2 separate regions of the Homo sapiens genome follow, and region 1 is linked to region 2. The links are chromatin contacts, found by Hi-C or POLR2A ChIA-PET in ENCODE. All regions are on one chromosome and are shown on one strand. Each heading gives the region's core, a stretch centred on a gene start or an enhancer-like site at or near the end of the contact. The rest is flanking DNA. Distances are from core to core; before and after follow the strand shown.

Evidence for each region. A loop is a pair of places that touch in the nucleus more often than their neighbours do. ChIA-PET counts read pairs that join two places held with the same protein, here RNA polymerase II (POLR2A). Pooled maps may share reads with other maps.
Region 1: a loop to region 2 is called in a map of heart right ventricle, with 4 times the contacts of the local background. The contact joins the enhancer-like site here to the promoter of INMT in region 2. A Hi-C loop is called at or near these places in 36 of 168 maps with a recorded cell type or tissue (Caco-2, Calu3, GM23248 and 17 more), 19 of 37 single-sample maps with no recorded cell type and 25 of 50 pooled maps. POLR2A ChIA-PET finds 5 or more read pairs at or near these places in 4 of 52 experiments (AG04450, BJ, K562 and 1 more).

Annotation. Positions count from the first base shown.
Region 1 is chr7:30,797,482-30,801,348 of GRCh38, forward strand. The region is part of intron 5 of MINDY4 (MINDY lysine 48 deubiquitinase 4); the gene reads left to right. All of the region lies in intron 7 of INMT-MINDY4 (INMT-MINDY4 readthrough (NMD candidate)), which reads left to right. Among named protein-coding and RNA genes, the nearest start is that of MINDY4, 28 kb to the left of the region's middle. RefSeq lists enhancers at 2,319-2,438, 3,305-3,434. Within about 2 kb of position 2,235, at least 6 of the 41 ENCODE cell types and tissues checked have a DNase peak (open chromatin) inside an H3K27ac peak, as active enhancers do; they include ascending aorta and heart right ventricle, where a contact is called at or near this core.
Region 2 is chr7:30,750,169-30,754,353 of GRCh38, forward strand. It overlaps INMT (indolethylamine N-methyltransferase), which reads left to right and starts at 1,967. Exons shown (of 3, transcript NM_006774.5): 1 at 1,967-2,136; 2 at 3,563-3,770. The coding sequence starts at 1,983. It overlaps INMT-MINDY4 (INMT-MINDY4 readthrough (NMD candidate)), which reads left to right and starts at 1,967. Exons shown (of 20, transcript NR_037598.1): 1 at 1,967-2,136; 2 at 3,566-3,770.

The sequences.
Region 1 (3,867 bases), core at 985-3,484, 48 kb after region 2:
GATCTCTGGACGCAAATGCCGACAGCAGTTGTGCACAGGCCCTGCAGTGGGAGCATGTTACTGATTGAGGCTGGACTACATGAGGGAGAGAGGAAAAAAAGCAAGAAAGGAAGCAAGGGCTTGGTCATGTGGGGCCTGGAAGCTGCTGAATGCATTGGCTTTTACTTTGGATACTCCCGCATCTAGGAGATATGGGAGCCTTTGGAGGTCGAGCAGAGACATGCTGTGATCTCACTTGTGTTTTAATAGGGTCCCTCTGGCTGCTGTGTTGAATAGATTCAAGTGTGGAAGGAGGAAGGCAAGTGTGGAGGCAGGGAGACCAGTTAGGCAACTGCAGTAGTAGAAGAGAGCTGGTGGTGGCTTGCATCAGGGAAATGGCAGTGAAGGTGGTGAGACATGGGCTAGAATATGGGTGTATACATACATACAGACATACATCAGCAGGGCTATGTTCTGAGAAGTGCATTTTCAGAAGCGCATCCACATCTGTGGGCCCCTGGAGGCACTGAAGGACCTGGGAGAGTTTGGGGTGCACCTGTCTCTCTCCTCGAGACTGCTGAAGTGGAAACATCATAGAGTGTACTTACACTGACCTGGATGGTGCAGCCTACTACACACCTAGGCTAAATGGCTTAGCCTGTTGCTCCTAGTATACACACCTGGACAGCATGTTGCCGTATTGAATGCTATAGGCCATTGTAACACAATGGGAAGTATTTGTTTATCTAAACACATCTAAATTTAGGAAAGGTACAGTAACAATATGATACTATAATCTTATGGAACCACTGTGATATATGTGGTCTGATATTGACCGAAACCACATATCTCATTGGGATTCGTGTATGGATTGGATGTGCTGTGTTAGAGAAAGAAAGGAGGCAAGGATAACTGCAAAGATTTTGCTGAACAACTGTAAGAGGGGGGTTGCCGTTCCCTGAAATGAAGACTGTGGGAGAAGCAGGTTTAGGTCATGGTCATTGGGCCATAATTTATACCTCTGGTCTGCATGTTACTTTCTTCTTTTTTTTTTGAGACAGAGTCTCGCTGTGTCGCCCAGGCTGGAGTGCAGTGGCGTGATCTTGGCTCACTGCAAGCTCCGCCTCCCGGGTTCACGCCATTCTCCTGCCTCAGCCTCCCGAGTAGCTGGGACTGCAGTCGCCCGCCACCACGCCTGGCTAATTTTTTTTGCATTTTTAGTAGAGACGGGGTTTCACCATGTCAGCCAGGATGGTCTCAATCTCTTGACCTTGTGATCCGCCCGCCTCGGCCTCTCAAAGTGCTGGGATTACAGGCGTGAGCCACTGCGCCCAGCCCTGCATCTTACTTTCTATCAGGCCAGTGGTGTTTCTTTGTGAACTGGCCTTCCTGTGGCCTTAGTTCAGGGTCCATGTGCTTGCAGTCCACACATGTGAGCAGTGAGCTGTCCTGTTACTTTTGTGCTGTGACATTTCTCCTCTGGCACTGGGGTTTTATTGAAGCTGTTTAAGAGGCTTCCACACCAGGACTATTACTAGAGCCCAAGTTAGTAGGGTTGCTCACAGCTACTGTCTAAGGACAGTAAAAGCAAGTCCCCATCTTGCCTTTATGTCATGCACTTCTTTGTCTTGTGCTTGCAGGTTGCAGTCTGCTGAGCAGACCTCCAGGCCTCTCTGGGCCTCTGTGCTCCTGTCTGTAAATGAAGGGGTAGGATGGGCTGCTCTGTAATGGCTCCCCAATTCTACCCTCTACACATGCCTAGACCAGACTTCTGACTTCTTTTGTAATCTCTGAATTACTTTGATTCAGTTGACCTCTCTAAGGCTCATCTTATGTAAATAATGAGCCTGTAAACCAGGGTCCTGTGACTTTGGAGTCCTTCCTAGACTATAGGCTCCTCTGAGCACCTGTGGGTATATAGTAAATGGATTTAGGACACAGCAACCTGGAATCACTCCCAGCCCTGAGTATGAGCATCTGTCACTGGAGGCCTGTTCCAGGCTGTTCCTGGCTGCAGCATTTTGAGCTGAAGGCAGGCTGACTAGGGCAAGGTTAAATTCCACCATCCCTAACCCCTTTGCCTATTACTTGTTGAATGGTTTCTCAGGTTAGGTTCCTAAGAACAATGGTTCTTAAACTGTGATCTCTGGACTGGCAGCATCTGCATCATCTGGGAACTTTTTAGAAACAGCTTGTCTGACCCACTGAGTCAGAAGTTTGGGGGTGGAGCCCAGGAATCTGGGTTTTAACAAGCTTTTTAGGTGATGTCATGCGTGTCAAGCTTTGGGAAGCAATGCCCTAGGGGCCAAGCCTGAGTCAGATTCCGGTACATGTAATTTGTTGGGGGCATGCTCTCAGGAGGAAGTGGGGTGAGGAAAGTGGAACTGGGCAGGGGAAGGAGCTCAGCAAAGGTGTGAGGGCTAAGGGCTCAGGCTGATCCCCTGGGGAGATGTGGAGCATGAATTGACTCAGAGTTAGTCCCATGTTTAAGGCAAGGGAGTGAGCTTTTTGTGCCCCTCTTAGTCATTGGCTGTGGGCTGCCCATCCTGGAGTGGGGCGGGCAGTGTGCAACCTCCTAGATGAGTTTGGCAAAGGACGATTCTCCAGAAAAGGATGCAGCTGTGAGCCCTTAGCAGCTGACATTGACAGCAGCTGGGAAGTATTTACCTGTCTGAGGCAGCTGGGTGGGACACCTGTGGCCTCCATGTCAGTTCTCATGGCTCCTTCTGCATTCACCCAACCCCTAGGTATTACAGTAAAGATAAACTGCAAAGCCTGTCCCTGGATATCACCTTAGATGCATTGGATGCCCTGGTGAGATGGGCCAAGCAGGGATCTTTTACAGGTTAGGATACAGACTCCAGAAGGTGAGACTGAAACGAAACTGTTTCCAGGCTCAGACAGCCTTTCCCATCATGACATGTGCAGCCCTCTGCAAGAGCATCATATTACCCATTACTGGCTTTGTGGCTGGGTCACGTCCTTTTGTCTTAGTGAGTTCAGAGGTGTCATAGCCCAGGTAGGCACTGGGGATGCCAGTGCATGATATGGTTCCCTGCCTCCAGAAGCCCAGGGTGCACTGGGATGCCCTGTGTAATTGGGTGCTAAATTGTGGCCCTCACAAAGGAGTGGAAGTTCAGGGAGCAGTTAAGGGACGCTATTGAGGGGGCAGGAGGGCCCTGGGCTTGGAGAGGCAGTGTTTAATGCAAAAGACTTCCTGGTAAACCAGTAACATTGGAGAAGGAATGGCTGTACTTTTAATTCACAGATCCAGGGGAAGATTAACCTGCCTTGTTCTGCTGTGGGTCTCTGCAGCCTTGATACAGCCAAGGGCCCAAAGCCTCAGTGTTTCTGCCTTTGCATTGAAACACTCCTCTGACACTGGGGATGCCTGGCAGTTTTTCAGGTTTTGCAGAAGAATGGACAGTAGATGGCAGCAGATCTTCATCAATCCTCCCAACCCCAGCGATTTAGTCTCGTTGCCCTTGTTGCATAATTTAATTCAGGGGACATTCACCAGGCCCTACCAGACCTTTCTTAAGCAGTCCAGGGGGAGAGAGACAAGTGCATCCCAAACTCTCCCAGGTCCTCTAGAGCCTCTGGAGGCCCCCAGATCTGGAGTGAAAGCCACGGGCGCACAGATGCCTCTCTGTGTCCTGAGGGGGAATGAATTGTGCCAGCCGGGACTTGGAGGAGGCTTACAGAGGATGTGGCATTTGCGGTTCATTGACTGTTCCCTGCTTCTGAGCATCCCAGCTCTGAAAACATCTGCACCTCATGGGATGAGTAATGGGGAGAATTTTCATTTTAATTTGTCTTTATGCATTATTTGGACTTCACATCAGACTATTAAGGTTCAAAATCTGACTCTTGAGACACACAATACCT
Region 2 (4,185 bases), core at 717-3,216:
TGGGGAGACCTCACAATCATGGCTGAAGGCAAGGAGGAGCAAGTCATGTCTTACATGGATGTCAGCAGGCAAAAAGAGAGCTTGTGCAGGGAAAGTCCCCCTTATAAAATGATCAGATTTCAAGAGACTTATTCAGTATCATGAGAACAGCATGGGAAAGACCTGCCCCAATGGTTCAATTACTTCCCACCGGGTCCCTCCCACAACATGTGGGAATTGTGGGAGCTACAATTCAAGATAAGATTTGGGTGAAGACACAGCCAAATCATATCAGCTCTTTTGCTATTGGCTGCTGCAGGAGGCCCTCTCTGCACAGCTCTGTCTCAGTCTCACTGGGATGATGGCTCCTCCATGCTGCTAGCCCTCAGGTTCTGTGATGGTGCTTTCTATGAGTCAACTTGGCTAGGTCATGGTGCCCAAATAGGTGGTCAGTCATGATCCTGGCTGTTTGTGTAAGGGTGTTTTTGGATGAAATTCACATTTAAACTTTGAGTAAAGAAGATCGCCCTCCATAATGTGGGCGGGACTCATCCAATCAGCTGATGGCCCAAGTAGAACAAAAGACTGGCCTTCCCCGAGCAAGAGGGAATTCTGGCAGCAGCTGGTCTTTGGACTTGGACTGCAACATTGGCTTTTCCTGGTCCCACCCTTCAGAGTTTGGACTTACTGGCCTCCACAATTATACAAGCCAATTACTTAAAATAGATCTGATTCTCTCAGTGTACACAAGCTGGGTTCTCTTTCTCTGAAGAACCCTGACTAATAGAGGTACCATATGTCTTCCTTCCACCCTGCCCACAACTTAGTTAGCACCGTGCCTTTATTGCACACTCCTCCAATCATGTAATGCGAGCCCTGCAGTTTCCTGCCTGCTCTGTATGCCTTTTGCAGGCCAGCACGACAGCCGCAGGCCTCCCTGGAGGCTGCCCAGGCACCCGCCCCTTGGAAGCCAGGCCCTGACGACCGCTGGGTGTTCCTGCGTCTGTGGCATCACCCATCTGTTGGGCCCTGTGGATTCAGAATTGTTTGTTTACTTAAAGCCAGAACAAGGCATTCCTGTCCTTCCCACTTTCAGGGCAAGAGGCCTGAACCTCCAGTGTAGCGGATTCATTTCTGTCCGGTTTGTGGCCAAGTCAGAGCCATTTCCTAGTGCCAAAAACAGAGACTGAGCTTTTTTCTGTCTGTGGGAGATTTTACAACCCAGTCCCATTTCAAAGAGAAGACTGAGGCCAGGAGTGTCTTACCCGGAGTAGCCAGGTGAGTCAGTGGCCAGGAAGCCAGGACCCCTCTGACAGTTTATGCTTTATGACCGGGCGCCCTTGTTCTCATTCATGGAGATTGACGACAATTTCTGCTCTTCTCCCAGTGACCTGCACAGTGATGCCAAGTCAGCCATTCTGCTCTGCCTCCTGGGGTCTGAACTGTGTTCTCCAGCAGGGATGGGGGATGCATGAAGCTGCACCCACTGCCTGGCCTAGAGAGAGCCACTGGGCCCCAGTGACCACCAGGCGACAAGATGGGGATCTCACTGTGCACTCAGGTCACAACACCTGTGACTTAGAGGAGTGACTTTGGTCCTTACAGTCAGTGAAGTGGGCACGCAGGTGGGGAAACATAGGTCTGACACCTACTTGGAGGCCACAGAGCAGCATGTGGCTGCCAGGGCTGAGAGTTGCACCCAGGGCTGGGCACCATCAATTGCCTTTGACGGACATGGGTTGGTCCCTAGAGGCAGCAGGGCCAGGGCGGCTGCAGCCCCAGCTGTCATAGCTCTGGGGTTGGGGAAACCTCAGGTGTGTCAGTGTGGCTGGGAGGTGGTGAGACATGCACTGCCTTCTGCATCCCCCTAGAAGGAGAAGCTCAAGGAAAGGCATACTTGGGAGGAGCCATGGGATGAGGCTGGAATGCTGGGGGTGGAGCCTGGAGAGCTTGGAGCCCTCATAAGACCTGATAGCAAGGAGGGGGCACATTTCAGGGACACCATGAAGGGTGGCTTCACTGGGGGTGATGAGTACCAGAAGCACTTCCTGCCCAGGGACTACTTGGCTACTTACTACAGCTTCGATGGCAGCCCCTCACCCGAGGCCGAGATGCTGAAGTTTAACTTGGAATGTCTCCACAAGACCTTCGGCCCTGGTGAGCAGAGGGTGGCCCTTCCCCTTGAGCCTCTCTCCAAGGAACCTGGATGGGGATGGGGAGACGGTGTCCTGGGGGCAGTCTGGTCTCCTCTAGGGGTTTTTGGGGATGGGCTGGGGGAGCTTCTGGGGCCCTGCCCCCTCTCTTTGGGCAGCTGTTATGCTGGAGGTTGAGTCTGTCTCCCCATGGCTCAGGAGCTCTGTGCCAGCTGAAGAGCACAGCCCCGTGCAGTTCCCACACTGCTCTCCATTAGCCCCTAGGTCTTTGGGGTGGAGCAGAAAAGGCTCTCCAGGTCATCATCAAGTTCAGTCCTGACCTTGCACAGCCAGGCCTCTGGGGCCCCCAGAAGGCCAAGGGCAAACAGCAGGGTTGCAGTGGGACGGGATCGCCTGTGCCCGGAGTGTGCAGCCTAGATGTGTCTGTGATGAGGACCTGGAAAAGCCCTGCCCTGGGACAAGGATTGCTAGGTGGGGTCTCAACCCTGAGCAAGGGGCTCAGACCCCAAGGACCTCAACTGAGCCATCTGCACGATGGATGGTGACTTCTGCCTGTCTCCCGATGATCACTGCCCTCCCCATGGTGACCCCATGATTTGATTGTGTCTTCTAAACTCAAGCAGCCGTGTCCTCACTTTAGGCACTTGACTGGGGAACAGTAAGGGTGAGTCTCCTGGTGGTCTGTGGGATAAGAGGGGGTTAAAAGGCTGCTGAGCCTGGAGGAGCAGGCCGGTGTGGGAGGCAGAAATCAGAGAACAGCCGGACTGGGTGTGACCAAGCTTGGAAGGCCAAGTGATGGCCCCACGCCAGGGCTCCAGACAGAATGTTGGAAGTCATGCTTCATTCCAGCTTCCAGGTGACCCTGGATTCACTCCTGGGGCCATCTTCCCAGATCATCTCCTTAGCCCCGGCTTCCTATTCCTGTATGCTTTCACCCCTCCCTCCTCCAAGGAACAAGAAACCCATCCAGGAAGGGCTGGACTTCCAGGGGAGGCTTCCAGCTCCCAGTCAGCCTGAAACTTAAAGGGCCACTGACCCCAGCATGTCCTCTCTGAACTCTCCAGCCCGAATCTTCCCCAGAGCAGGGCTTGGGCCTCTGTTCTCTGTCCCAGAAATATTATACTCTTGGCTTATGTTCTTGACTGAAAGGTATTGGGCTAATTGTTTAACCTTTTACAGACTCAGTTTTCTAATCTGCAAAATGAAAATAGTGATAGCAGTCACTACACAGGGTAGTTTTGAGGTGTAAATGGAAATTAACACATATAAAATATTTGGCATGAGGCTTGGCTTACAGGGAGCTGCCAATCCGTGATAACCACCAAGCACGTTTGCCCCTTGGGTAAGACCAGGGTGTGTGTCCTCATCCCTGTGTCTGCCTTGGGTCTCGTTTCTTTTACCCATCCATTACCAGTCTTTCCCTCCCACAGGAGGCCTCCAAGGGGACACGCTGATTGACATTGGCTCAGGTCCTACCATCTACCAAGTTCTTGCTGCCTGTGATTCCTTCCAAGACATCACTCTCTCCGACTTTACCGACCGCAACCGGGAGGAGCTGGAAAAGTGGCTGAAGAAGGAGCCGGGGGCCTATGACTGGACCCCAGCGGTGAAATTCGCCTGTGAGCTGGAAGGAAACAGGTAGGGGTGCAGAGGTTGGGGAGGGGGTTCCCAGTCAACCTTCTTTCTCAGAAGTCTCCCTGGCCTCTTTGTTGTCTCTGACATTTTCAGGACAGTAGGACCTTCAGGTATAGGACCAGATGTCCTGTGGTGGGGATAGAGTAGATGGAATCCCAAGTTTCAGGATTACAGCAGTTTTAGGGGCAAGACTCTGATCACAGGACTATGTTGAGGTGTGATATAGTCAAGTATGAACACTGAAAACCAGATGATTTTCATCTCTTCCTTCTTCTCTTCCTTCCTTACCCTCATCTATATATCTACCTCTCTATCTTCTATGTATCTAACTATCCGTGCATATCCATCCATCCGTCCACCCACCGGTTCATCCATTCATCCATCCATCCATCCATCCATCCATATTCATGCATCCACC